3 separate regions of the Homo sapiens genome follow, and regions 1 and 3 are each linked to region 2. A link is an interaction called in ENCODE POLR2A ChIA-PET data of the cell type or tissue named here. Cell type or tissue: HepG2. All regions are shown on one strand. Links, peaks and the distances in the headings refer to the core of each region. The heading gives the core; the rest is flanking DNA.

Evidence for each region. ChIA-PET counts read pairs that join two places held together with the same protein. Peaks named below come from ENCODE experiments on the same cell type or tissue, not always from the same donor. Only the 100,000 strongest peaks of a DNase experiment are listed, where the experiment ranks them.
Region 1: POLR2A ChIA-PET joins it to region 2 with 5 read pairs; 5 of 35 experiments call an interaction of 5 or more read pairs at or near these places.
Region 3: POLR2A ChIA-PET joins it to region 2 with 5 read pairs; 2 of 35 experiments call an interaction of 5 or more read pairs at or near these places.

Annotation. Positions count from the first base shown.
Region 1 is chr17:81,923,171-81,931,915 of GRCh38, reverse strand. MAFG (MAF bZIP transcription factor G) reads left to right here and starts at 4,181. Exons shown (of 3, transcript NM_002359.4): 1 at 4,181-4,388; 2 at 8,702-8,745. The coding sequence starts at 8,731. MAFG-AS1 (MAFG antisense RNA 1) reads right to left here. Exons shown (of 3, transcript NR_186500.1): 1 at 8,684-8,745; 2 at 7,702-7,837; 3 at 7,405-7,497. MILIP (MYC inducible lncRNA inactivating p53) reads right to left here and starts at 4,087. Exons shown (of 2, transcript NR_015454.1): 1 at 3,471-4,087; 2 at 1,163-2,440. RefSeq lists silencers at 3,588-4,107, 4,258-4,347, 4,728-4,777 and enhancers at 5,558-5,647, 6,155-7,110, 7,808-8,745. In HepG2, for the core only: a CTCF peak has its summit at 3,830; DNase peaks (open chromatin) are centred at 3,555, 4,105, 5,305 and 6,875; H3K4me3 peaks cover 2,725 bases.
Region 2 is chr17:81,811,902-81,820,334 of GRCh38, reverse strand. It overlaps GCGR (glucagon receptor), which reads right to left. Exons shown (of 14, transcript NM_000160.5): 9 at 8,389-8,433; 10 at 8,083-8,152; 11 at 7,670-7,758; 12 at 7,390-7,528; 13 at 7,278-7,319; 14 at 6,327-6,861. The coding sequence ends at 6,646. Among named protein-coding and RNA genes, the nearest start is that of GCGR, 12 kb to the right of the region's middle. In HepG2, for the core only: no CTCF peak of the experiment used is centred there; a DNase peak (open chromatin) is centred at 5,006; H3K27me3 peaks cover 328 bases.
Region 3 is chr17:81,663,695-81,673,225 of GRCh38, reverse strand. It overlaps OXLD1 (oxidoreductase like domain containing 1), which reads left to right and starts at 6,621. Exons shown (of 2, transcript NM_001039842.3): 1 at 6,621-6,708; 2 at 7,642-8,190. The coding sequence starts at 6,649. The coding sequence ends at 8,025. CCDC137 (coiled-coil domain containing 137) reads right to left here and starts at 6,489. Exons shown (of 6, transcript NM_199287.3): 1 at 6,326-6,489; 2 at 5,364-5,497; 3 at 2,773-3,001; 4 at 1,400-1,482; 5 at 1,071-1,150; 6 at 1-731. The coding sequence starts at 6,459. The coding sequence ends at 522. RefSeq lists silencers at 6,256-6,405, 6,606-6,925 and enhancers at 5,582-6,503, 6,504-7,425, 7,586-7,695, 9,111-9,531. In HepG2, for the core only: a CTCF peak has its summit at 5,199 (motif pointing left); DNase peaks (open chromatin) are centred at 6,545, 6,920 and 7,375; H3K4me3 peaks cover 2,476 bases.

The sequences.
Region 1 (8,745 bases), core at 3,212-8,211, 110 kb before region 2:
GCGTGTAGAGGGCGCTTGGGGAACAGAATCCTGCGTTTCCCCCGAGGGAGGGAAGACATGCAGGGGAACAGGGAGGAAACGCTGCGGCAGGGCAGATGGCATGGGTACATCCTCCACCGCCACTCTCCCCCTGGCAAGAGTCCTGGCCACTCCCCATAAAACGAGTACCCACCACACCCAGGCACAAAGGGGACGGTAGGTGGGGTGAGTCCCTGCTGTCTGGCTGAGATCTGGCAGTGCAGGAGCTAAGCGGGGGACACAGATGGACGGTGCTGGGCCGGGAGTCCCTGCAGGCTCCCCTGAAGGCCCCCTCCTGTATGGGTGGATGTGGGCATCAGGGCGGGTGGGGAATGCCCTTGTGTCAGGGCTGTGAGCAATAGAATAACCCCCTGCCCCAGCAAAGCGCCTGGCAGTGCTGGGAGACCCTGGCAACTCCTCCCACCTGGGCAGAGGTGCCCCCAGAAGAGATTGTCCCACAGGCCACACGCCTGTCCCAGGACCAAAGCTGCCCCGACCATTCCCCTCAAAGCCAGTTTCCCTGCTAGCGCCCATTCTCAGGTGCTGACGCAGAGCAAGACGAGGGGCGCGGGGCTGCCAAAGGTGCTTCTGGTCCGGGGACACAAGGGAAGCCAGCAGGCGACGCGGGTTTCAAGTGAGGCAGACTGGTCTTGGGCTCCAGAGGAAGCACAGGGAGGTGAGGAGGTGTGTGGGGGGCTGCAGACGGGCTTTGCAAGGAGGCGTTTGCTTCAGCAGGCGGGCCCTAGGAGCTTTCCCACTGTGGGTTCCTGATTAAGCAGAGGCCAGAGGCAGGTAGAGCCAGAGTCCACAGGAGGCTCCTGACGTGCGTGAGAAGTCTGGGGAGGTAGGTGAGGCAGGCTGTGGGGAGGTGGACACCCAGGAAGCCACAGAGCGTGAGGACGGGCCCACCCCAAGTAGCAACATGTTTTATGTGGGCCTCAGCAGGTCAAGGAGGGAGATGGTGCCGGGGGCCAAGGACCCAAGGATCCTGCCAAGAAGCGTCGAAACGCTGCCAGGCAGAGGAACCCTACAGGGGGCCCCTGGGGGCTGGCCAGATGGTGCTTTCCCTGCTCCTGTCACCAGCAGCTCTGACACCTCTCAGTCCTGGAAAGCCCCCTCCAAAAATGAAGCGGTTTGGAGTGAGTCCCCAGCAGGCCAGGTGGGCCCTGGAGGAGGAGCTGCCCGCCTCTGCTTGGCTCAGCTTCTGCCCCCATTTATTTTTCATTTTCCTTTTTTTTTAGAGAGGTTCTCTGTCGCCCAGGCTGGAGTGCAGTGGTATGATCACAGCTCACTGCAGCCTGCAACCCCTGGGCACAAGCAATCCTCCCACGTCAGCCTCCTGAATAGCTGGGACAACAGGTGTGCACCACCATGCCCAGCTTTTTTTTTTTTTTTTTCTTGTAGCGATAGGGTCTCTATGTTACCAATGCTGGTCTCAAACTCCCGGGCTCAAGCGATTCTCCCACTGCCTCCCAAAGTGCTGGGATTATAGGCTTGAGACACTGCACCCGGCCTGCCGCAGTTTCTTGGTTGGAATTGCCCTGACTCCAGCTTGCCAGCTGGGGCCCTTGCCCTGCCCAATTCTGCCACGCCTCTTCAGTGCCCGGCTGACCCCTGTCCATGGTACTTGTGCAGGACAGGCTCAGACTCTGGAACCAGTGGGTCAGCAGCCCCTGGCCAGGCAGAGATGGGCAATGTCCACCCTGGGAGGGCCCTGCCTGGAGACCAGGGAGAGCAGGGCTGGACTGGACCCGTCTGGGTGTGGACGCTAGCACCTCCCTCCCGGCAGCATCTGGCTGAGATCTGCTGCTCTCAGGAGGAACCGATGGGGTCTTAAGGTCAGTCCCACAGAAGCTGCAGCCTGGGGCGGGAGGATGCCGGGGAAGTGCCTGCGGGGCTCAGTCCCACAGAAGGTGCAGCCTGGGGCGGGAGGATGCCGGGGAGGTGCCTGCGGGGCTCAGTCCCACAGAAGCTGCAGCCTGGGGCGGGAGGGTGCCCGGGAGGTGCCTGCGGGGGCCAGTCCCACAGAAGGTGCAGCCTGGGGCGGGAGGATGCCCGGGAGGTGCCTGCGGGAGGAGGCATCCAGCTGTGACGGGAAGTGAGCTCCTGGAGGTGCAGAGAAGTCCAAACAGGGAGCCAGGCCTCAAGGCCGCACTTAAAGCCGGTCGTGGAGATGAGTGTGCGGAGTGAGAGGGATGCTTGGAAACCTGTGGGCCTCTCTCGCAGTATCCCTCTCAGTACAGTAGCCTTTCGCGGTTCTGGTGGCCTCATGGTTTGGCCCAAGCATGGCTGCACCACTGTGTCCAGGGACAAGTGTCCTGGGCTCTCCGTGGGGAGCTGGCCAGGAGCCGCTGGGGAGGTGAGGAGATCTTCGTGCAGAGCCAGTGCCAGCCCTCACTGACCACGGAACACCTTCAGCTCTCTAGGAGGACAGGGAGACAGGTCCTAGGGGTTTGGCTTGGGCTGTTTCCACGTGGCACCTCCCCTCCCTCGATACTCTTTCTACAAGCCACCGTATGCTACTCTGCAGGTGCCTGGGACCCCACCCACCCCAAGAAGATTCTGGGGTGAGGGGCAGCAAAGGAGCCTGGGCAGCTCCCTGAGTGTCCTCCCCAGCCCGTCCTGCCCATCTCTATGACAGTGCCCAGGGAGGGGAGGACTGAGGCTCCTTCCCAGGAGAAGACAGCACCGCAGTGAGGACGATTCATAAATCCGTTCCAAATTCGCGCGGAGGTGCAAATGAGAGCGGGCTCGACCCTGTGAGGAGGAGTTGGGGTGTGGGAGTGAGTGGGGACAGCCTGGTGAGCGTCTGCCCGCGGGGTGGGGGCTGCCAGCCCCAGGGCCAATCACCCCTGGCTCCTGACGGCACCGTGGCTCCAGCTCCCGCTGTGTGGCACGGAGGGCGGGTCCTGAGGAGACTCGGGGGCCCGCCAGGTCCCCGCTGTGTGGACCTAGCCCTCACCGCCCAGCAATGCACGACTTCACCCTCCCGCGGAGCAGGATGCCCAGCGGCTCAGGGCGCCCTCCCCTCGCCAGCCCAGTGTGGTGTGGTAGGATGAGGACGCGAGCAGGGAGGAGAGGCAGGAGACGGAGCTGCACTCCTGGCCTCAGGGCCCCGTGTGCTGTTTTGTACACTAAGGTTGAGGCCTCGGAAGCCACGCCAGGACCATATCATGCCCCTAGAGCCTGTGAGACTCGGGCTGTGTCCAGAGCAGGGGGAGCAGGTCCCCGACGACTAAGGACACCACCGTAAGAACCACACGCAGCCCCACAGCGCACACGGCGACAACGTGCTGTGGGGCTCGGAGGAGTTCCTGGGGTCTGGCAGGGACAGGCGGAGGGACGCTTCTGAGCCTTACACCTCACGGCTTCGGGACTTTGGGGCCGGCCTGTTCATGGACGGAGCCCAGGAGGACCCCACAGCCCGTCCCCGCCCCTTCCTCCCCGCTCACCTGCTGGCGGGGCGGCCACCCTTCCCCTCCCAGGATTCACAGCTGCGAAGGGAAGAGGGTGGAGGAGAAAGTCCAGACACGGGATCCCCCGTTTATCTTCCTCCCGAGTCCTCGCCCCCTACCGCTGGGCATCTCCAACAAGCAGCGAAGTCTCCCCCGGGCGGAGCTCTGGGTACACGTGGCGCAGGAAGGGCCTGGGCAGCTCGGGGTCTGCTGCGCGGGCGGGGATCGCCCCTCGCTGCTGGGAGCTGCCAGGCCGTCCCCGCCCCGCGCCGCTCCGGGACCCCCGAGTTGGAATCGCGGGGCCCCGGCGGCGCCGTCCTGACGCAAGAGCGCCTCTGCCTGGCAGGGCCCAGGCCGGCACTCGAGGGGGCGCACGCAGAGCCTGCCCTAGGCTGAGCACTCGAGCTGGAAAACGCCGCCGGCGTCCGCGAGCTTGGACAGGGGCCCTGGACGGCGGGCGCAGGAGCCAGGCGAGGCAGGCTCCGGCTGCAGGACGCCGGGGGCTGGGGGTGGAGACCTGGCGCTTTGGCCGTGCGCCCAGGCCCGCCCGTGAGACCCCGCCAGGCGCTAGAGCAGCCAGTGTTGCCAGGGACGACGGCGCGCGGGTTGCGCATGCGCAGTTTGCCCTCCCGCCGCCGCGCCTTCCCCTTTAAGCGCCGGCCGGCCGCGTCGCCGCTTCATGAATGGAGCCCACGTGACCAAACATCATGTGACGTCTGTGGAGCGGCGGCGGCGGCGGCGGATCCCGAGCCTGGTCCGGCCCGGCCTTCCCAGTGCGCTCGGCCCGGCCCGCGCAGGCGGCGAGTCCTCCGAGCCCCGGGCCCGGACCCCTCGCGCCGGTCCCTGCCCCGCGCGGCCTCGGAGCGCGCGCGGCCCCGCCCCGCCCCGGCCTCGGCCCGCCGGGCCCGCAGTGTGGTGAGTGCGGCTGCGGCGGCGGGCCCGGGCGGTGGGGGCGGCGCGGCGGGGGCGGCGGGGGCCGAGGGGGCGCGCAGGCAGGGCTCCTCCCGGAGCTAGGCGGGCGGTTGGGGGCCCGGCGGCGGGGGCCGCTGGTTTCGGGTCTGCCGCGCACCCTGCTGGCGGCCCGTGCCTCGATTTCCCCAGCGGTCAGGAGCCAGCTCCTCCTGCCCCTGGCGCCCGGGTACTGGAGGTGGGCCGCGGGCGGCGGCGGACCCGCGGAGCCGGGCGAGTGCGGAGCGGACTCGGAGACCCGGGCGTCCTGGAGGGAGGGGCACTGGACGGCGGGAGGAAAGGGTGGGGTCGAGCGAGGCGCCCGGGGGTCCGCGCCAGGGCCCGGCGGCCCGGCCCGCAGCTGCTGATTCATCCGGTGGCCGCGTCAGCTCTCCCCGGCGCGGGGGTCCGCGGCGAGCCCGGGAGGAGGGGCGGCGATGGGGGTGCTGCGGGGAAGACCCTGCCCCTGGCTGGGGCTCGGGTTCCGTCAGTCGCGTGCCAGAGCCCGGAGGGAGACTTGCTGAGTCATCAGCGTGAGGTCACTCGGTGCTCAAGCTGATACCGGAGGGGATTCGAGCGAGGGGCCTCGGGGACTAAAAGGCCGCCAGCGGGAGGTGGGAGGGAGCCGTGGGGATGTGGGAGGGGGCCAGGCCCGGCGCCTTGGGGTGCCTGTTTAAGTGAGCGCCGAGCGATCCAGTTGAAGGCAGGGGTGCTTGAAGAGGAAGTGGGGGTGGCTCGCTGCAGGTGTTCTCCCGGGGTCAAAGGTGAAGCCCCGGGCGGTCCACCCCTTCCCAGGCGGCTCTTTTCCGGCAGCTGGTCCTGGTCCCAAGTCTGGAGCAGTTTTCCAAACTGGGAAATAGTTCCCTGAGTGAGGGAGGGGAGGAGCTTCGGTGGGCCGAGCTAGCCAAAGGGGAAGTCGGCTTTCCCTGGGACTGGCCTGGTTGGACAGCCCCTGGCCAGAGATCGAGGTCCTGGGAGAAAGAGGGGTGTGTGTACCAAGCCCTGGGTGACAGTGGGCTGGGCAGGGAGGAAGCAGGGGCAGCTCTACCAGGAAACGGCAAAGGGGAGGAAGCAGCCCAGCCTCTCTCCCCAGTTGGCCCTGGAGTCTGGGTTGAGACTGTAGGTGGTGGGAGCTTCAGGGTGCCTAGCCTTGGGGTGCAGCAGATGGGCTGGTGTGGATGGCACAGGGTGGCAGAACGCAGCACCCAGCCACCCTAAAGTTGTCGCTACCTGAAGTGGGGTCTCAGCGTTGTGTGAAGTTAGCAAAGGGAGTGGCCCTGTTGGGTGTCTGGCCTGGCAGCCCAGGACGCTTAGAAAGTGGCAGCTTGGGAGTGATGTGGCCAGAGCCACCTTTCCTTGGGTATGTGGAGATTCACGAAGGTTGACTTCCTTTGCCCAGGAGTTCATTTCATGGCTGGGTTAGGCTACTTTGTGGTTTGCCCTCAGGGATGCCCCCCGCCCCCCGCCACACACACACACACACACACACACACACACAGGTCCATTCTCAGTGAGCACCCCCCACACATACACACAGAACACAGGTCCACTCTCAGTGAGCCCCGGGGCTTATAGATTCCAGATGTTTCAATGTTTTAGCTGACCGTTGGCCTGGAGTTTGATGCCCTGGGAAAATTTTGGGGTCCTGGAGGGACATTTATGTACATCTTTTTTTTTTTTTTTTTTTGAGACGGAGTCTCACTCTTTTGCCCAGGCTGGAGTGCAGTGGCGCGATCTCAGCTCACTGCAAGCTCTGCCTCCCAGGTTCACGCCGTTCTCCTGCCTCAGCCTCCCGAGTAGCTGGGACTACAGGCGCCCACCACGACGCCCGGCTATTTTTTTGTATTTTTAGTAGAGACGGGGTTTCACCGTGTTAGCCAGGATGGTCTCGATCTCCTGACCTCGTAATCCACCCACCTCGGCCTCCCAAAGTGTTGGGATTACAGGTGTGAGCCACCGCGCGGCCCATTTATGTACATCTTCTCAGTCACTTATGCATCAGTGGAAACTAAGTTTTAGGTTCTGTTCAAAGAGTGACTTTCAGGAGCTGAGAGCTTATGGAGCAGAGGCCATGACTGCCGGGGAGTTTCGGCCGCTGGGCTTTGCAGCCAGGTGGGGCTGTCTGTGTTCAGGCACGGGAGTTTCTACTTTAGCCAAAGGAGACGGAGCTCCCAAATCTCCCTCCCTTTCCTGGCTCTCAGTGTGAATGGGTGGCCTAGGTACCCTCGCAGGTTGCGGAGCCGTGACCATCTGTGCCTCCTGCGTGAGGTGGGCTTATTAGCCTCTGGGAGCAGAGGGTGCATGACAGGCCCCAGCTCTGCCCAGCCTTGAGGGCTGGAGGAGGGCGGGGGCAGCTTCTCCTCAGTCCAGCTCCTGGGATCCCTGCATGGTCCCTCTCAGCCCAGGTCCAGAGGCCAGGCCAGGAGCCTGGAACGCACTGGCTGTGCTCAGGGCTGCCCCTCCCCCACCCCCCGGCGCACCTTTGATAGGAGGCGATGGCTTGCACTTGTGCTGAGTTCAGGCCTTCTGCGGAGGGCAAAATCTGTCGAGGAGGCACTTTTCCGTGTGATCTCTTCAGGAAGTCACCACTGTCATTGTGCTTAGCAGCAGGGGTGGGGGCGATGGGGGTGGGAGAAGCTGGTGCCAGGGCAGTGTCTCTGCACCCTGACTTGCACTCAAGGCTGGGGGGCCCCTCCATGCTTGGCTGAGGGCCTGTCTCCTGGGGCAGTGTTGTGCCGGACGTGTAGGAAAGGGCTCCTGTGGGCCTTCTGACCTCCAGCTCAGGTCTTCCCCATCCTTTATCTGGAAGAATCCAGTGGCTGGAGCCTCGGGACCTTGCCTCTGAGCTGGCTTGGCTGTGGGGAGGGGTCTCTGGCCTCCCCTCCCTGCTCTGTGCTTGCAGCCTCACCTCCTGGTCCCAGGCTGGGTGAGGTGGAGTCTTGAGCCTGGTGAGGATGTGTGCATCCGCCTGGCCACACTTCAGCTCCCCTGATGAGAGTAAGAAGCCCCCCAGCCCATAATTTCCTGAAGTGATCCTAGCTCCTCTGGAGGAGTCTCCCATCTGTCTGCATCAAACCTGGAAAGTGGGGGATGGAGCATGAGGCGGGGGTCCATGCCCAAGGGTCTGGTGGGAGCTGGGCTGAGCTGGGAATCCCAGAAACATCCTTAGCAAGAAAGTGAGAGCAGAGTGCTGGAGGGACCCCGAGTGGGGAAGAGTTGGTTGTTAAGTCCGGCCACCCCAGCACTTTTGTTTTTGCTCCCTGGCCCTGTGGGCACTCACCCGGGGCAGGGACCAGAGAGCAGGCTGCAGCTCGGAGGGGCTGACTCCGCCAGCCTTCACGTTGGGCAGGCCCGGGGTGGCTCACTGTGGGAGCCCTTGTGAAATACCCTGGATGGGGTGGGGCAGGGGCTGCTTCCTGCAACCCAAAGCCACAGGATGGTTACTCCATCAGTGGAGGAGGCCGACTGGGAGGTCTAGAGGGGCCTCGGGCCAGGCTCCTCCCAGCTGATGGCCTGCCACCTGGAAGGTGGGGGAACTCCCTGGTCAGTCCTGCCAACAGACCAGAGCTAGATGGACGGCCCACCCCCAGCTTTTCAAAGTTAGGAGGCTGGGAGACTCGGGGTTCCCTGTAGCCTCCTCTCTGGCCAGGTCCCCCGTGGGGCCCCTGTGCACCCAGGGAGCAGGGGGCTTTGTCCGAGGCCGGCTCAGGGGAGGTGGCTGTAGAAGGTAGGACCCTGGAAGATGCACACACAGGGTCACTGGCTGGCCCTCACCTGCTATTGGCCAGGCTGGGGGCTGCGGCTCTCGTGGGGCGCTGTTGGCTGGCGGGCCAGGGAGTGCGGGCGCGGCGGGGAGGCAGAGGCAATGTGCTGAGTCAGCGTGACTCGCCAGGAACAGCCGCGCTCTGGGCAGTGCCGGGGTTATTTTTAAAGCTCCCGGCTTCCTTCTAGGCCTGCCTCTCCCGCGTCTTATTCCTTCTAATCTCTCCCCTGCCCCTTGTCTTGCGCCTGCCTTCCTAACAGCCTTCAGTTCCCCTTCTCCCGTCAGACCTTCCTGACCTCCCACCTGGTTCTCTAGGGGCAGGGTGGACAGGAAGCAGCTCAGCCCAGCCTGGGAGAGGCCAAGGGCTGCCTCCTATCAGGTATTGGGGGCTGGGCACCTGGACAGCAGGCTGGGGCGGGCTGTGCGGCAAGGGCTCTTGTGAACTGGGCCGGGGGCGGGGGGGGGGGGGTGCGGCGAGGGTGGTCTCCAGGGTACTGACCTGCTCCGTGTCTTGCAGAGAGCGCCTGCTCGCTGTGCCCCCGGGTTATGACGACCCCCAAT
Region 2 (8,433 bases), core at 2,234-7,233:
TGTACAGAGTGTGGGCTGTGGTGATCCAAAGGCCTCTCCCCTGCATGGGTGCTGGGACCCCTGTGTAGCACACAGGAGGTGCCGAGGGAGCTCCTTGTGTTAAGAGATGGACCTGATTTGGGCTCACCTGGGTCATCTTACACTGGGCCCTGGAATCCGGGCCTTGCCTACCTACAGCCGGGGGGTGGAGCTCCCCCAGGTATGGCCCCAGCACCTGGGCCTGCCACCAGAAACCTTCAATTTGGAGATCTTTCTGCCAAGAACCCTTCAGAGGAGGGGGCCGGCCTGGCCAGGCACATGCTGGGCAGGAGGGTAGGAGTCTGTGGGGAGCGCTGAGCCCACGGTGTTGCTGGAGGCCCCACCCCTTCACCCGATGCACCGCGTGGGGGATGGGGATTGGGGTGAGGAGGGGGAGGGGATTGGGGTGAGGAGGGGGAGGGGACGCGGGAGAGGGGGCCTAACCTACCTGAGGGCTGGGGAGGTGCACCCACCGGGACCGGACCTCTGACCCTGAAGCAAACTTGCCCTCCCATCCCCTCTTCGGTGGACCACCCAGTGAGGTCAGCTCTGCAGGGGCCACAGGGTGGTCTTACCCCAGCCGTTCGCCTAATGGTGTGAGAACTCACTGTAGTCACAAAGCGGGGTCTCTACTTTCAGCTTGAGGAGCACATAAAGGGCTGCTAGAGTGGGCACCTCTCCCCTGGGCTGCGGGAGCTGACCGTGGGGCCCGATCCCAGAGGGTTGCGGTCCTCCCACCCCAGCCTGTCCTTCAGCCCTGCTGCCACTGCCTTGTCCATGCAGGGCACCAGGGCCCTCCGACCCTCACCCAATCCTGGAGGCTGCTGGACTAAGCAGCTGGAGACACTCCCCTTTCTGCAGTGAGGGCGACTTGGGGAAATGAGGCAACTGCAACTGTTGCGTGTTGTACCGTTGGTGTGCATACACACATCACAATCTGCTGTGTACTGTTGGTGTGCACACACATCACTATCTGCTGTGTAGTGTTGGTGTGCACGCGCATGTCACTATCTGCTGTGTACTGTTGGTGTGCACACACATGTCACTACCTGCTGTGTAGTGTTGGCGTGCACGCGCATGTCACTATCTGCTGTGTAGTGTTGGTGTGCACACACATCACTATCTGCTGTGTAGTGTTGGCGTGCACACATATGTCACTATCTGCTGTGTACTGTTGGCGTGCACACACAAGTCACTATCTGCCGTGTAGTGTTGGCGTGCACACACAAGTCACTATCTGCCGTGTAGTGTTGGCGTGCACACACAAGTCACTATCTGCCGTGTAGTGTTGGCGTGCACACACAAGTCACTATCTGCCGTGTAGTGTTGGCGTGCACACACAAGTCACTATCTGCCGTGTAGTGTTGGCGTGCACACACAAGTCACTATCTGCCGTGTAGTGTTGGCGTGCACACACAAGTCACTATCTGCCGTGTAGTGTTGGCGTGCACACACAAGTCACTATCTGCCGTGTAGTGTTGGCGTGCACACACAAGTCACTATCTGCCGTGTAGTGTTGGCGTGCACACACAAGTCACTATCTGCCGTGTAGTGTTGGCGTGCACACACAAGTCACTATGCTGTGTAGTGGCGTGCACACACAAGTCACTATCTGCTGTGTAGTGTTGGCGTGCACGCACATGTCACTATCTGCTGTGTAGTGTTGGCGTGCACGCACAAGTCACTATCTGCTGTGTAGTGTTGGCGTGCACGCATATGTCACTATCTGCTGGGTACTGTTGGTGTGCACGCACGTGTCACTATCTGCTGTGTAGTGTTGGCGCGCACGCACAAGTCACTATCTGCTGTGTAGTGTTGGCGTGCACACATATGTCACTATCTGCTGTGTACTGTTGGTGTGCACGCACACATGTCACTCTGGCAACTCCATGGGGCAGGTTTTAGTATCCCAATTTACAAGTGAGGAAACAGTGACCTCTTTCAGGGGGGTTAAGCTCTTATGAAAATTGTAATTAATACTTATTGAGCATGAACAATTTCCTAATAGCCGATATACCCAGCTCCCATTTCCCAAATGACTAAATTAATAGGTTCCTGGTGGGTTGCTGGCAGCATGGGAAGGCGGCGCCCATGTGTCCCGAGCCTCCATCCGTAACATGCCCCTCTTTTTCCACCATTCGTGTAAGGACCCCTGGCGTTTGACAGTCGTGTACCCCACATTCTGCCTTTGGCCAGCTGCATCTCTGTGGTGTCAACAGACCCCTGTTTCCCCTGTACTTCTGTAAAATGAGGTGTGGTGCAGAGGCCTCATCGGATTCATAGGAGACTTCGGGTGTCAAAGCATCTGGCTGCTGTGTGGGAATGGGTTGCAGGGTCCGGGGTAGCAGCAGGGGTCCTGTTAGGAGGCTTCTGCAGTGGACAGTGGGAGGAAGAAGCTGGGGACAGGGTGAGCAGCTCGGTGTGGACATCCAGCTGTACATGCCGAGCTGATAGCTGGGTCTAAAGCGTGGATTCAGCAGAGCCCCAGGTCGGGGGAGATAGATGAAGAGTTAGCTGAGCACTGCTGGTTTTTAAAGATTGATCAAGAAGAAATGAGGGTGGTGCCTGGTTCCTGGACACAACAGGGAGAGAAAGAAGAAAAAGGAACAGTGGAGGGCAGGGTCAGAGAAAGAGCAGGCAGGGGAGGACCCGGGGCTGAGTGAGTGCAGGGGGAGGACCCGGGGCTGAGTGAGTGCAGGGGAGGACCCGGGGCTGAGTGAGTGCAGGGGGAGGACCCCGGGCTGAGTGAGTGCAGGGTGTCTGGGGATAGGCTGAGCCAGCTCACGTAGTGGACCTGCAGCCCTAGCCATCTCCCACCCACCTTGCCTAGAGATGACCACTTTGTTTTTTTGTTTTGTTTTGTTTTGTTTGAGGCGGAGTCTCACTCTGTTGCCCAAGCTGGAGTGCAGTGGCGCGATCTCGGCTCACTGCAAGCTGCGCCTCCTGGGTTCACGCCATTCTCCTGCCTCAGCCTCCCGAGTAGCTGGGACTACAGGCGCCCACCACCACGCCTGGCTAATTTTTAGTAGAGATGGGGTTTCTCCTTGTTAGCCAGGATGGTCTCAAACTCCTGGCCTTGTGATCCGCCCGCCTCAGCCTCCCAAAGTGCTGGGATCACAGGCGTGAGCCACCGCGCCCGGCCCCGAGGTGACCACTTTGAACTCTTCACCTCATTCTTTGCATTTTTAAATTTTGCTCTGTATTTTTATTTCTAACGTGAATTATTCTTGATTTTTCCCATTTTGTTCTCTCCCCTACCCCCAGTACATACGTGATATTCCCGTCCACCACCCTCCCTAGATCTTTTTTCTCCCATGATTCTGGTTGCATCAGTGTTGGTGTTTACATTATGATGTCTGTGTTTGTATTCAGAACTGAGTCATGGTAAATTCTGCTTGTTTTGTTCTTTTCTGCCCAAATTTTTCTTTTCTTTGGAATTATTAATTGCCTTCTTTTTTCATTTGCTTGGTTTTTTCTTTCTTTTTTTTTTTTTTTGAGACGGAGTCTTGCTCTGTCACCCAGGGTGGAGTGCAATGGCACCATCTTGGCTCACAGCAGCCTCCGCCTCCCAGGTTCAAGCGATTCTCCTGCCTCAGGCTCCCAAGTAGCTGGGACTACAGGCGCCCGCCACCACGCCCGGCTAATTTTTGTATTTTTAGTAGAGACGAGGTTTCACCATGTTGGCCAGGCTGGTCTCGAACTCCTGACCTCAGGTGATTCGCCCGCCTTGGCCCCCCAAAGTGCTGGGATTACAGGCATGAGCCACTGCACCCAGCCTCATTTGTTTAGTTTTCTATGTACTAGTCACTAATCAAGTCCTGAACTCTCTCCTCTAAATATTAGTGCACTCAATCCCTTTCATCCCCTTGAGGGTGTCTCTGCTGAGCCTTCTGTCTGGCTCAAGGTCCCCTATTCCTGTGACGCACTTCTGACTCTCCTAGATTTGGTCCTTCATGTAGTTCATGTCTTCCTTTTTCCTGGTCTCCACTCTCATTTTAGTAGTATTTTTGTGTCCACAGACACCAGATTCCAGGGTATCAAAGTCATCTTCCTCCCAGCCATGCACACACAGCACCCAACTCTTGCAGATACCCCTTTGGGATGCCGGGCATCACATACCTGCCTGTAATCCCAGCTACTAGGGAGGCTAAGGCAGGAGAATCGCTTGAACCTGGGAGGCGGAGGTTGCGGTGAGCTGAGATCGCGCCATTGAGCTCCAGCCTGGGCAACGAGAGTGAAACTCCGTCTCAAAAAAAAAAAAAAAAAAATTAGCCAGGTGTCGTGGCACACGCCTATAATCCCAGCTACTCAGGAGGCTGAGGCAGAGAATCACATGAACCTGGGAGGTGGAGTTTGCAGTGAGCCAAGATCATGCCACTGCACTCCAACTTGGGCAACAGAGTGAGACTCTATCTCCAAAAAAGAAAAAAAACAGTCCCTCCACCTACCTGCCTGCAGGACTGCCTGGTTAGGGCCAGTGTTTATTGCCTGGGTGAGTCCACCCCCTGCCAGTCCCCAACTCCACCCAACTCCACCAGCCTGCTCCAGTTCCCTTAGGGATGAGGGCGGGACAGAGGTGAAAGAGGACAAGGGCAGAGGGACTCGGGAATGGGGAGGGCTGTCAGGAGGTCCCAGGTGAGGGGCAGTTTCCCCAGGGCAGTCACCAGCCCTGAGCTCAGCTGGCATGAAGGAGAATGTCCACCTCCGTGTGCTGACTCGGAGCAGCCTCGTGCCCACACAGGCACCCGGGCATCCAGGGCTCAGAGGAGAGCCAGGACCTGAGGCCGGAGGGGCGTAGAGCTGGCCTGAAGCCTTAAGGTCTGAGATCACAGGCCTCCAGCAGGTGCAGCTCAGGGGACCGTCTCCTGGCCTTGCCGTCCCAATCACAGCAACCCCAGGGCCCCAGAAGGGTCCAGCCTTGCCTAATCAGCTCACTTCCCTCCCTGCTGCATGCAGGCCCTGTGGTGGGTGGCAGGGTGAGGGCCCCCCCAGGAGGGCCCCAGTGCCTGGCGGGTGAGTAATTCTATTTACCTTTCCTCAGAGGCCTCCTGTCCCCTCATTTGCCCCAATTAGTCCGGCTCTGCCTGAGCGGCTCCAGCCCACGTGGCCCAGGCAGGGGCTGTGAGCACCCCTTCCCCCAGGGCCCAGCAGCACTTCCCAGCAGCTCCTCAGAGCAGGGGCACCTGACTGGCTCCTTCCCCAGCCCATGCACACACCTCAGTAGGTCTCACAGTGCCTGCTGCAGGGACCCCCCGGGGGGCTGACCACAGGCCCCTCACAGCTTCTACCCTGAATTTGTCTCCACCCCCGCTGTGTGGTCCCTGGGCCCTTAGACTCAGGTTGGGCCCCACACAATGGGAGACCCCACCCTGAAGCACCTCCTGTGTCCAGCACGCAGGAGGCAGCTCTTTCCTGGTGCTCCCTGGCTGGCAAGCAGGGCGCCCACCCACCACGAGGTGGCAAGAGGACTGGCGTAGGCTGGACCTCTCTGTGTGGCACGAGGACTGGCGTAGGCCGGACCTCTCTGTGTGGCACGAGGACTGGCGTAGGCCGGACCTCTCTGTGTGGCACGAGGACTGGCGTAGGCCGGACCTCTCTGTGTGGCACGAGGACTGGCGTAGGCCGGACCTCTCTGTGTGGCACGAGGACTGGCGTAGGCCGGACCTCTCTGTGTGGCACGAGGACTGGCGTAGGCCGGACCTCTCTGTGTGGCACGAGGACTGGCGTGTGTGTGGCGCACCCCGGGTCCTGTGCAGAAGTTGGGCAACCTGCCCTCCTCCGTCGCCTGGACCCGCGGCAATGTTCAGGCCCATTTCTTCCCGCTTCAATCTGCTACGTGGCCTGTAAATTGCCCGAGGGGGCTGGAGCTGAGATGAAACGGAGGCCAGGAGGCTCAGAGGAAGGGCGGGCCGATGAGCCAGGTGCCAGTGTCCTCACGGCCTCCAGGGAGAAGACGCCCTCGGGTGAATCCAGTGCTGATGGGGTCGGTCAGGGGACTGTGATGCCTCATGCCGCCTTAGCCACTGTGCCCCTCACGTCTCTGCTGGTGAATGGTGACCCTCTGGTGGCCAAAGCGTCCAGGGGGACTGCCCGCCAGAACCAGGATGGGAAGGTGGCCAGGACCTGCTCAGATGGGCACAGGCTGGCTGCCTTCGGGATCCTCCGGGGTTCCAGTGCCAACTCTGAGTGAACTGGGACAGCAGGGGGACCCTTCAACAGCCCGCACTGGCGCTGACCACCCACCGCTGTTCCATCCCCCACTGCTTCGGCCCCAGCATTTCCAGCCCTGCTTTCCAGGACATGCACGGTGACCACTTGAGCTCTTTATTGTTGGAGGACATTTCCATGCACATGGGACGTGCCGACATACGTGGGGACACTGGCACGCAGTTCACGGCACAGCCCCCACTCCCGCCCTGGACTCCTCTGCTCACCTCTGCACCAGGGACAAGGCAGGTGCAGGGAGAGGAGGCCCAATCTCGCAGACAGCCACACTGGGGGTGGGGGGTAGGTGGGGGCTGCTGTTGGCTCCCCCGCCCCCAGCCTCAGCTGGGCGTCCAGTTCTGGGTTGTCCAGCGACGCCCTCTGGGTGCCAGAGTCCAGCCCTAGCTGGGGTCCCAGCAGGGTTCAGAAGGGGCTCTCAGCCAATCTAGGGAGGCCACCAGCCAAGGGGGTCTCCGCAGATGAATCCTGGCTGCCACCACCCCTCCCAAACTGCAGCTCCTTGCTGGGAGGGCCGTGGCCGGGCGAAGATGAGGCCCTGTGGTTGCTGGTGTTCCGCTCCTCCCATAGCACTTTGCCCAGGCGCCAGCGGTGCCAACGCCGCCGCAGCTCCGACTGCACCTGGGGAGGGGGACGGGGCAGGCCAGTCCTAGGGCCTGCCTGTCCTCTCCACCCCACCGGGACCTGCTGTGGGCCTCATCGGAGATGCCCAGTCTCCGCTCTGAGGGGTGCAGAGCGACACAAGCTCCCTGCTGGGCACAGCTATGCCACCCAGCATCGCCACGGAAAGCAGTCTGCAGACACCTGGGGACCCCCACGGTGGACACCGTAGCGATGGGGCTGAGGCCAACCTGTCCTGGGGGCCTGACACCCAGCGCCATGGCAACTGCACCCAATAAGAGCAGGGGGAGGGAAAGGCTTGGGCCCCACGTGTTCCAACCCCCGGGCAGGGGTGGGGCTGGCATCCCTGTGCCTCTCTCTGCCCCTGACCCCGACGGCCAGTGCTGATGGTCTCAGATGCCCCCACTCCCACCTACCTCCTTGTTGAGGAAGCAGTAGAGGACAGCCACCAGCAGGCCCTGGAGAGACAGGGTGGTCAGGGGTGGCACACTGCGCCCCGGGCGGGGGAGCCGGCGGGCGGGCGGGCACCTGGAAGGAGCTGAGGAAGAGGTCGAAGAAGAGCTTGGCGGAGCGCAGGGTGCCCTGGGCGTGCTCGTCCGTCACGAAGGCGAAGACCACTTCGTGGACGCCCAGCAGAGGGATGAGGGTCAGCGTGGACTTGGCCAGCCTGCAGAGGCAGCGCCTGAGTCACCCACCGCCCCCACCCTCGGCCCGCACCATCCACGTGGAGCTTGGAGTCCCCACCCCCAGCTGCCCTCTGGCCCTGAGGGTCTCCAGGTCTCGAGACGCCAGCTGCCGCGGCACCCACCGGAACTTGTAGTCTGTGTGGTGCATCTGCCGTGCCCGCAGCTTGGCCACGAGCAGCTGAACGATGCGGACGAAGATGAAGAAGTTGATCTGTGTGAGAAGGGTGCGAGTCAGGGGCATCCCGAGCCCCAGGGAACAGCTCTGTGCCCTTGGAAGGCCCCACCTGACCCTCCTGCAGGTGGGCCTGGCAGCAAGATAGGCCCTGGGCCACATAGCCCTGGGGCTGGTGGGCACACAGCCAGGGAGGAACAGCCTGGCTCAGTGTCCAGGGTGCTGGCCAGTGTCCTGGTGTCCTGTCTGGGTGCCGGCTCCCTCCCAGCGCTCTCAGACAGGATGCTGCTGTCTCCTGGGGCAGCCTCAGGACGCCAAGGGAGGAGGGGCCTGGGGTGCGCTCCTGGCTCTTCATTTCCTCACCAGGATGGCCAGGAAGACGGGGAACCGCAGGATCCACCAGAAGCCCATGTTGTCATTGCTGGTCCAGCACCTGCGAGGCCAGGCCACTCACATACTGGGGCACAGCCCCCAGCCCCTCCGCCCCTCAGCACCCCCGTCCCGATTTTGCCAGGATCTAATTCGGGTCTCAGAAAAGGAAGGGAGAAGGTCACAAATGACCCCCTCCCCAGGCACCAGGCTCATCCCCGGCCCCTCCCTGCCTCAGGCCAGAGCGCCGCACCCCAGCCCCCCGGTCCCTCCCCAGGCTGTCCAGCCGCTCATACTCACTGGACGTTCTCGAACAGACACTTGACCACTGCCCAGGGGACGACG
Region 3 (9,531 bases), core at 4,532-9,531, 150 kb after region 2:
TTTCACCCCAACCAAACCTTGGGTGGGCAGCCTCTGTAGGGGACCACTCACAGCTGGCCTGTAGTCACGGTCCCCTGCAGAGCCCTGTCCCGATGCGTCGTCCCTGCCCGTGGCCTGCTCTGCCTGATGTGCACTGTACGCTCGGCTCTGCTGACTCCCGGGGGCCTCCGTCACACACTGAGCCAGCCTCATCAGCTGTCTCGGTATTTGGTGTTCAGGGACAGGGATCCAGCCCTTCCTAAGGTCCACCTGGGCTGAGACTCAGAATGGACGTTCAAAACAAAGAGATGGAGCTGTGAGTGACACCGGGCCCCACGGGCCGTCTGTCAACCAGGCCTTGGCCCTAGTCCATCGGGCACTCACCCCCTGCAAGATGTGGACCCACTAGTGCCCAACGTGTGAACAAGTAGCTGGAGGCCTCACCCCACACTGCTGGCATGGCCTGCCTCTCTCCTACCCAGGTGTAGCAGCTCCTGGTGCCAGTTGCCCCAGAGCGTGGCCAGGCCCCGGGTGTCTCTCCATCACAGCTGCGGCTCTGGCTTCTTCCGGGAAGTGAGGTGGGGTCGCTCCCCGTGCAGCTGCTGCTGCCGCTGCTTCAACGCTCTGTAGGCCTGCACGGCCCGCTCTCTCTCCTCCTCCACAATCCGCTGGCGGGCCAGGGAGGCGGTCAGAGGCTGGGACACACCACCGGGGCTCAGAAGCATCCGCAGCATCTGCGATCTCCTGCCAGGCTGAGGGAGAGAGGGGAGGGTGAGGCACAGGCTGGGAAAGGAGGGGATGCAACAGAAAGCCTCACAGCTTCAACAGCTCTCCCGCCAGCGAGAACACTGCACTCTCAGGCCACACACCAGACAGCGCACACGTTGGCTGAGGGTTTTTTTTTTTCTTGACACAGGATCTCGCTATGTTGTCCAGGCTGGTATCAACTCCTGGGCTCAAGCAATCCGCCTGCCTTGGCCTCCCAATGTGCTGGGATTACAGGTGTGACCCACCGTGTCCAGCCTGTCCAAGGCTTCTGTTCCCTGGCAGCACTGGGGGACAAACTCAAGTTGTCCCCGTGCCCCACTTACCTGGTCCTTGCTTACGCTCCTCTGGGGCCTGGCAGTCAGCTCTGGGGGCTGCAGGACAACCTCACCAAACTTCACCGTGTCTGGAGGAGCAGAATACAACTGAGGACTGCTGCCCACAGCCACTGCACCCCTGACACCCAGAGCCACCACCCGCCCACCTCCCTCCCATAGGGCTGGGACAGAACACCAACTCATCCAGTGGTCTAATGGCTGTGGACCCCAGGGGAAACCACAGGTGCCCAGTGCAGCCAGGGCTGGTGGGGAACAGAAGGCCTGCGCCCAGGCCCCACCCGGACCACTGCTGACACCATCGCTTTGGGAAGAGCTACCTCGGAGCAACTCCTGCTCCAGCCTGTCTGCCGCCTTTTCCTCCTTTTTCCGTCGGACTTTATCTAGTCGCCGCTTCTGGAACCTGGGGAAGAAAGCACATGTCACTCAGATTCCTAAATTCTCTTTCCACCCAGGGAGGAGGCAGAGGCCGCCCCACCCACAAGGGATCCCCTGTGGCAGAGCAGGGACCCAAGAACAGGTGGCTGCCTCCAAGTCCCCGCTCCCCTTACCACCCCAAAACCCACAGCTGCCCACCAAAGAAGGCTCTGACCCCAACAGGCCCCTCACAGGTCCCCCAGTGGTTCTCAGCTGGGGACAGCTACCTGCCAGGGAACATCTGACAATGTGTGCAGACACGTGGGCAAGGGCTACTGGCACCTTGTGCACGAAGGCTGGGAAGGCTGCCAAAGACCACCCAACAGAGACTCATCCAGCCCATCCGGTGCTGCTGTGTCTAAAGGGCCTAACAAGCATTGTATATCACGTCTCCCTCAATGTGAATCTGGAAGCTTCACCTTCAGCGACAGCTCTGGAGATCACCGTGGCGCCAGGCTGTATCTGGGCCACGTTCTCTGTGATGAACTTTCACTGGCTAAGGTAACTATAAGTAATACAACAATCCAGAAACAGGGAATCTACAGAGCTGAAAGCAACCTCTCAAACCTTCAAAGCTTTTTTTTTTTTTTCTTTTTTTTGAGATGGAGTCTCGCTCTGTCACCAGGCTGGAGTGCAGCGGCACGATCTCAGCTCACTGCAACCTCTGCCTCCCGGATTCAAGCGATTCCACTGCCTCAGGCTCCCAAGTATCTGGAATTACAGGCATGCACCACCACGCCCGGCTAATTTTTTTTTTTGTATTTTATTAGAGACAAGGTTTCACCGTGTTGGCTAGGATGGTCTCGATCTCCTGACCTCGTGATCCACCTGCCTCAGCCTCCCAAAGTGCTGGGATTACAGGCGTGAGCCACTGTACTCGGCCAAAGCTTTTAGAGAATTAGGAAGGTGTAGTCTCTTGGACGAGAGACATTCTGTTCTAATGGAAACAGAACCCCTGGGCACGTCACCCTCAGACCGACCCCCTCAGGGCTGATTCCCACAGGGCTAGGGCTTTCTGGTGCTTTTCCTGTGAAAGCAAGGACCAAGCGAGGTCTCCGCAGAGTTCCCAGGTTCCGCAGCCTCCTGGAGGCCACACCCTCACTGGCTCCCAGCTGGATGCTCCGACTCGCCAACTCCCAGGGCTCTGGCTTGGTCTCCCTGAATCCAGGCTGCCCCATGGCTATGAAACAGGGTACCTGCAGAGGGCCGTCATGGGAACCCAATGTCTTCCCTCCGGCTCCCAGGGCAGACCCCTCCCCCTCCCGCCTCCACTCACGCTTTTTTTGCTTTTTTCTGCTCAGACTTCTCCTTGGGAGCTGCCTGCACCTCTGGCTGCCGGATGGCCTGGTTCTTGCTGAGGAACAGCACATGCTGGGCCTCTTGCTGCATGCGGTGGATATAGGCCCCGTCAGACTCCCCCTTCCTCTGTTTGAACTTGGGGACTGCGATGTCGGGCTCCTCTCCCTTTGCTTCCTTCTCCAATGTCTTTCTGAAGGTCACCTGGGCTGAGGACAAAGGGAGGCCTCAGAGGAGGCAGGAGGCAGACAGTGGCAGGCAGGTGACCCATGCTCATTTCCCCTCCCAAAGCCACAGGAAGGGAAGACCAGGCTGGCTGGAAGCACCCCAACGACAGCAGCTGAAGAGGATGTAGAATGCCCGGCCCGGCATCCCCGGGGACGTGACCCCCCAGCCCAATGGCACCTGTCACAGATGTCCACTGCAGCACAGCTGAAAAAGGAAAGCAGAAACAACCTAATGTCCACCCCTAGGTGGCTGGTTGAATGAATTCTCCTCTGATCACCCACAGACTCCATTGCACAGCTGCCGAAAGAAGCCCAGTGGAGCTACACAGAGAAACGTGGGCAGACCTGCCGGGCGCGGTGGCTCATGCCTGTAATCCCAGCACTTTGGGAGGCCAAGATGGGCAGATCACAAGGTCAGGAGATTCAGACCATCCTGGCTAACACGGTGAAACCCTGTCTCTACTAAAAACACAGAAAAAATTAACTGGGCATGGTGGTGGGCGCCTGTAGTCCCAACTACTCGGGAGGCTGAGGCAGGAGAATGGCGTGAACCCGGGAGGCGGAGCTTGCAGTGAGCCGAGATTGCGCCACTGCACTCCAGCCTGGGCGACTGAGCGAGACTCCATCTCAAAAAAGAAACGTGGGCAGACCTATGACATCCACTGAGAACGCAAGCGCAGGACCCCGGGCGAGTGTAGAACACAGGAGGCGGACAGTGCCAGGCAGGTGGTTGTGTTCATAAATATGTGAAGACATGCATATTGCCAGGCATGGTGGTTCACACCTGTAATCCCAGCACTTTGGGAGGCTGAGGTGGGCGGATCACCTGAGGCCAGAGTTCGAAACCAGACTGGCCAACATGGCAAAACCCAGCCTTTACTAAAAATACAAAAACGAGCCGGGCATGGTGGCACAGGCCTGTAATCCCAGCTACTGGGGGGGCTGAGGCACAAGACTTGCTTGAACCTGGAAGGTGGAGGTTGCAGTGAGCCGATATTCTGTCTCCAAAAAAAAAAAGGCCAGGCACAGTGGCTCACACCTGTAATCCCAGCACTTTGGGAGGCTGAGGTGGGGAAATCACTTGAGGTCAGGAGTTCAAAACCAGCCTGGCCAACATGGTGAAACCTCGTCTCTACTAACAATACAAAAATTAGCTGGGCTTGGTGGCGTGTGCCTGTAATCTCAGCTACTCGGGAGGCTGAGGCAGGAGAATTGCTTGCACTGGAACTGGGACAGGGGAGGCAGAGGTAGCAGTGAGCTGAGATTGTGCCACTGCACTCTAGCCTGGGCTAGAGGGAGACTGTCTCAAAAAAAAAAAAAAAAACCACACACAAAAAATTAGCTGGGTATGGTGGTGCGTTACCTGTAATCCCAGCTACTCAGGCGGCTGAGGCAGGAGAACTGCTTAAACCCAGGAGGTGGAGGTTGCAGTGAGCCCAGATCACGCCACTGCACTCCAGCCTGGGCGAGGAAGCAAGACTCCATCTCAATAAATAAATAAATAAACAAACAAACAAAGGTGCCAATTCAATGCAGCACGGTTCAGAACGTGCCATGTGCTACCCAGGCCAGTGCGCCTCCTCCCTGCACCTTCCTCACCTCTATCTCACTATCCCTTTGGCAGCCATATAACCCCCAACAAGAAGCCTACAGTTTATACACAAATTATAAAACAGCTTTGCTGTAAAACCAGTGCCACGTTTGGGAAGAGAAATGTGTCTATAAGCAAAATATACACACAGTGGACTCCGTTTCCCAACATGCCCAGAGTGTTACCTCTGGGTTGCAGCGGTGGACATGTGGACACCCTACCCAGACTTGGGGGAGGAAGGCAAGACTTCTCAGAGGGGCCTGATGGAATTTCCTCCTTCAGCTCCTGACTCCACCCACTTCTCTCTACCATTGCTTCAGCACTCTTGTCCCAAGAATCATGGCTTCTCCCTGGCAGTAGCCCCGCCAGTTGCCAGGTCCACTCTCCCTCACTCCATCATCGCTCGGTGACCCTTTTTTTGCTTAGAGTAAACATGAATTGGCCGTGCCCTGCTAAAAACTCTGATGAATCTTCGCTACTTTTGGGGAGAAAAAAACGCCGCTCCTTAGCATGGATCCTGAGGCCCCATAACGGGTCCTCCCCGCCCACCCCACAGCCTCCTTCCAAGCCTCGTCTGGAACCACAGCGCCACCAGCTGCCAGCCACTGCTTTAGCTTTGGCCACGCTCCCCCACCTTCTGAGCACCGGGTCTTGGCATATTTCCTCTGCCTGAAACGTTCTGAAGTATTTGGGCGATTGGGCGGGTTGAGACACACAAAGCTTCACTGCCGCCCAGTATGGGCCTGCACACACCTGCTTTCTTCCTCTTCTTGTTACTGATCGGGTTTTTCATCTCTTGGCGGCTCCTCATAATCTCCCGGAGCCGGAAAGGAATCTCCTGTTCGTCCTGGTTCTTGGGCTTGCAGTTCACTTTCTTCTTCTCTTTGCTGGGAGAAAGAACACGGGGGTGAGACCCGTCCCAAGTAAAGCACAAGCAGAATCAGTAAGAGAAACAATAGTTGGGTCTGGCAATAGAATCTACACGGGCTGGCCGGGCTTGGTGGCTCACGCCTGTAATCCCTGCACTTTGGGAGGCCGAGATGGGCGGATCACGAGGTCAGGAGATCGAGACCATCCTGACTAACACAGTGAAACCCCGTCTCTACTAAAAATACAAAAAATTTGCCGGGCGTGGTGGCGGGCGCCTGTAGTCCCAGCTACTCGGGAGGCTGAGGCAGGAGAATGGCGTGAACCCGGGAGGCGGAGCTTGCAGTGAGCCGAGATCGCGCCACTGCACTCCACACTCCAGCCTGGGCGACAGAGTGAGACTCCGTCTCAAAAAAAAAAAAAAAAAAAGAATCTATCTATACAGGGGCCACATCTGGCTTCTGTGGTGCGAGCCGGTCCAGCAGTCCAGGGAGCAGGGATCTTTCCTCTCGGTCTCACTCAGTGGCTGTCCCTGAACCCCTTCCTCACGGGACGCGAGGCCGAAAGGCACTCCGAAAGCCCAGGAGGCCTTTCCGCCCTGACCTCGTCCAGAACCACAAAGACGGGACACTGGGACGCGGGAAAGGCAAAACCAAGGACTCGCTCGCGCCTCCATTCATTCAACCGATCCTGGCGGAGCGTGGGCCGCGGGCACAGACAGAGGAGGGCACTGAGCCCGACCTGGGGAAGGGGTCCGAGCGAACGCTCCCTAGGGGGTCCCGGGCGGAGCCTTCAAGGCGTCCCCTTCTCTGGGGAAGTGTGGCGGCCTCGCGGGGCAGCGCAGTCACCTGCGAAGCCCGGGCCACGGGGCTGGGCGCTGCTTCCCCAGCGGCTGCACTTGCTGCCGCCCCCGCGCTCGCCGGGGACTCCCAGGACCCGCCTGCACCCTGGACACCGCTGCTCCGCGACCAGCTCCCGCCATCTCCACGCCGGGAGGCTCCCTAGCGAAGCCACTTCCGCCTTCCTGCATGGTTCCGCCCCACCGATCGGCACTTCCGCTTCCTGCGCTCAGCCTCACGCTGGCTGGAGCGGCGCGACTTCCTGAAGGTCCGGGATTGGCCGGAGCGCCCGCCGCTCACGGTCAGGGGTTGCCGGATCCCGTCCGCGGGCGATGCTGCTGCGGAGGGTGGTCGAGGGAGGCCGGGCGGTAGCCGCCGCGGTCCGTGGCTCGGCAAGTACCAGGACGGGTCTTGGCAGCGCCGAAGGGCACGTCCGAGAGGCCGCTGTCCGGGGGCCCGCACGTACCGGGAGGAGCCCCGGCCCCTCCACCCGCATGTGGGGACGGAGCCGGGAGGATCGCGCGCTGGCCGCCGCCGAAGGACCCCTCGCTCCTCTCCTCCATCGGCTCTTACCGAGTCCCCGCCCCGGAATCTGTGGAGGGGCCGCTTAGCCTTGGGAGAGGAAGCAGCCCGGTGAACGGCCACTTTCCTGTTTCTCAGTATCTGCCGAGCGCCTGTGTGCGAGCCCTCCTGGGCTCTGGGGACTGGCCGTGGACATGGAGCGGATGATGCCCCTCGCAGGACTAGTTAAATAAGTGAAGTTGGTAGCGTGTCAGTCCGTGATCCTGGGTAGATAGAGCAGGGCAGCGACGGAAGACTGCCTATAGGACATTCACGCTGGGATGAGAGGGGCCTGAGAGGCCTGGGCTTTGTGACAGGGAAACTTGGATAAAGGGTGGTGCGATTCTTCCGGTTGGTCCCTCAGAGGTGGTGGGGCTTGGTTATACTGGTAGAGGTGCTGGGCTGGCCAGGAGCTTACAGGGTTACACCTCTCGCATACTGGTGTCCACAGAGCAGCCATCTTAGCTGGAGGTGTCGAGTGCCTCCCCCACCCCCCACCATGTGCTTGAGTGCACACCCGGCGCCAGGCCCTGATCCTGGCACTTCTTGTGAATCACACCGTGTCATACCCATGACTTCCATTGCACAGTGGGGAAACTGAGTCTAGAGAGGTGAAATAACATGTCTAAAGTCACAGGAAGTGAAAAAGCTGAGGACATGGAGCCAGTTGCCCAATGACAGGAGAGCTGAAATGTCCTCACTGCTGGGGGTAGACCGGGCCTCACCAGCTTCCTGGAGAGTCACATGTTTGTCTGCATCCTCAGGGGGCTCGCCGGTTCTCCAGCCCGGACTGCTGCCAGAGGCTTCCTGGAGGTGGCAGCTTTCTTCAAAGGCACCATCCCGGAGCGCAAGCCCCTGATGGGCGCAGAAAATTCGGGACAGACCACGTAGAGGTGGGCTCCCAAGCAGGTGCGGACGGCACCAGGCCGCCCAAGGCATCGCTGCCACCTGAGCTCCAGCCGCCCACAAACTGCTGCATGAGTGGCTGCCCCAACTGCGTGTGGGTGGAGTACGCGGACAGGCTGCTGCAGCACTTCCAGGACGGTGGGGAGCGGGCCCTGGCTGCCCTGGAGGAGCACGTGGCTGATGAGAACCTCAAGGCCTTCCTCAGGATGGAGATCCGGCTGCACACCAGGTGCGGAGGCTGAGCCATCCCTGCTGGACTCCCTACCGCAGGACGGAGTCCAGGACGCAGCCGCAGCCTCCTTCCTTCACACCCCCTCACAGACTCCTTGTGTCCAACGGGAATAGGAAGAATTAGTTACTGACTTCACCTGAGAAAAAAATAAATTCTCTATGGTGGTTTCACAGGAGGTTTTTGTTTTGGGGGTGGTTTTTTTGGCAGTATGTCTGCCAACCAGAATGGCTGCTGATTTGGCCTCAACAGGAGGCTTTTGTGTGGTTGTCCGTAAGGCTTGTGTTGCATCTTCAAAGCGAGCAGGTCCAGGTCGGCATTATGCACCTCCGGAGCTCTTGCAGCCATCACCCTGCCATGAGGGTAAAATAAGACCCCCAGCCGAGTGTGGTGAAAATAAGACCCCCAGCCGGGTGTGGTGGCTCACACCTGTAATCCCAGCACTTTGGGAGGCTGAGGCGGGCAGATCATGAGGTCAGGAGATGGAGACCAGCCTGACCAACATGGTGAAATCCCATCTTTACTAAAAATACAAAAATTAGCCAGGTGTGGTGGCAGGCGCCTGTAATCCCAGCTACTCAGGAAGCTGAGGAACCCAGGAGGCAGAGGTTGCAGTGAGCTGAGGTCATGCCACTGCACTCCAGCCTAGGTGACGAGAGTGAAACTCTGACTCAATAAATAGGACCCCTTTTCGTTGAACAGTCAAATGACAGTGACCCCAGTGCCCCTTCCAGGCCAGGTCCCACCTTCCCCCAAGTCCTGGCAAAGGCCTGCTCTGGTTGCTCTCAGCGTGCAGCAGAGGGAAGGCCATCTGATCTCATTGAGTCACTGTGGCAAAGCCTTTGGCAGGCACAGAAGCCCACAGGCAGCCTGGAAGTGCCCATCTGTCCAGCTGCCATCAATCCCTGGCAGGGGTCCTCGGGTGCCCTTCCACCAGCCTGGCAGGGGCTGCAGATCAGCCCTCAGTGGCCCAAGCACTACCTGGAACCAGTCCTTCCAGCTCCTTCAGCCGCAGCTCCCAGGGGAGTTGGTAAGAGCAGCAGGACGTGGCCAGGCGTGGTGACTCACGCCTGTAATCCCAGCATTTTGGGAGGCCTAGGTGGGTGGATCACCTGAGATCAGGAGTTTGAGACCAGCCTGGCCAAACGTGGGGAAACCCCTTCTCTACTGAAATTACAGTAATTAGCTGGGCACGGTGGCGGGTGCCTATAATCCCACCTACTCAGGAGGCTGAGGCAGGAGAATTGCTGGAACCTAGAGGTGGAGGTTGCGGTGAGCTGAGATGGCACCACTGCACTCCAGTCTGGGCGACAGCAAGCAAGACTCCATCTCAAAAAAAAAAATACTAAAGTTAGTGGGGCATGGTGGCACACAACTGTAGTCCCAGATACTCGAGAGGCTGAGGCAGAATTGCTTGAACCTGGGAGGCAGAGGTTGCAGTCAGCTGAGATTATGCCACTACACTGCAGCCTGGGTGACAGAGCAAGACTCTATCTCAAAAAGAAAAAAAAAAAAAACC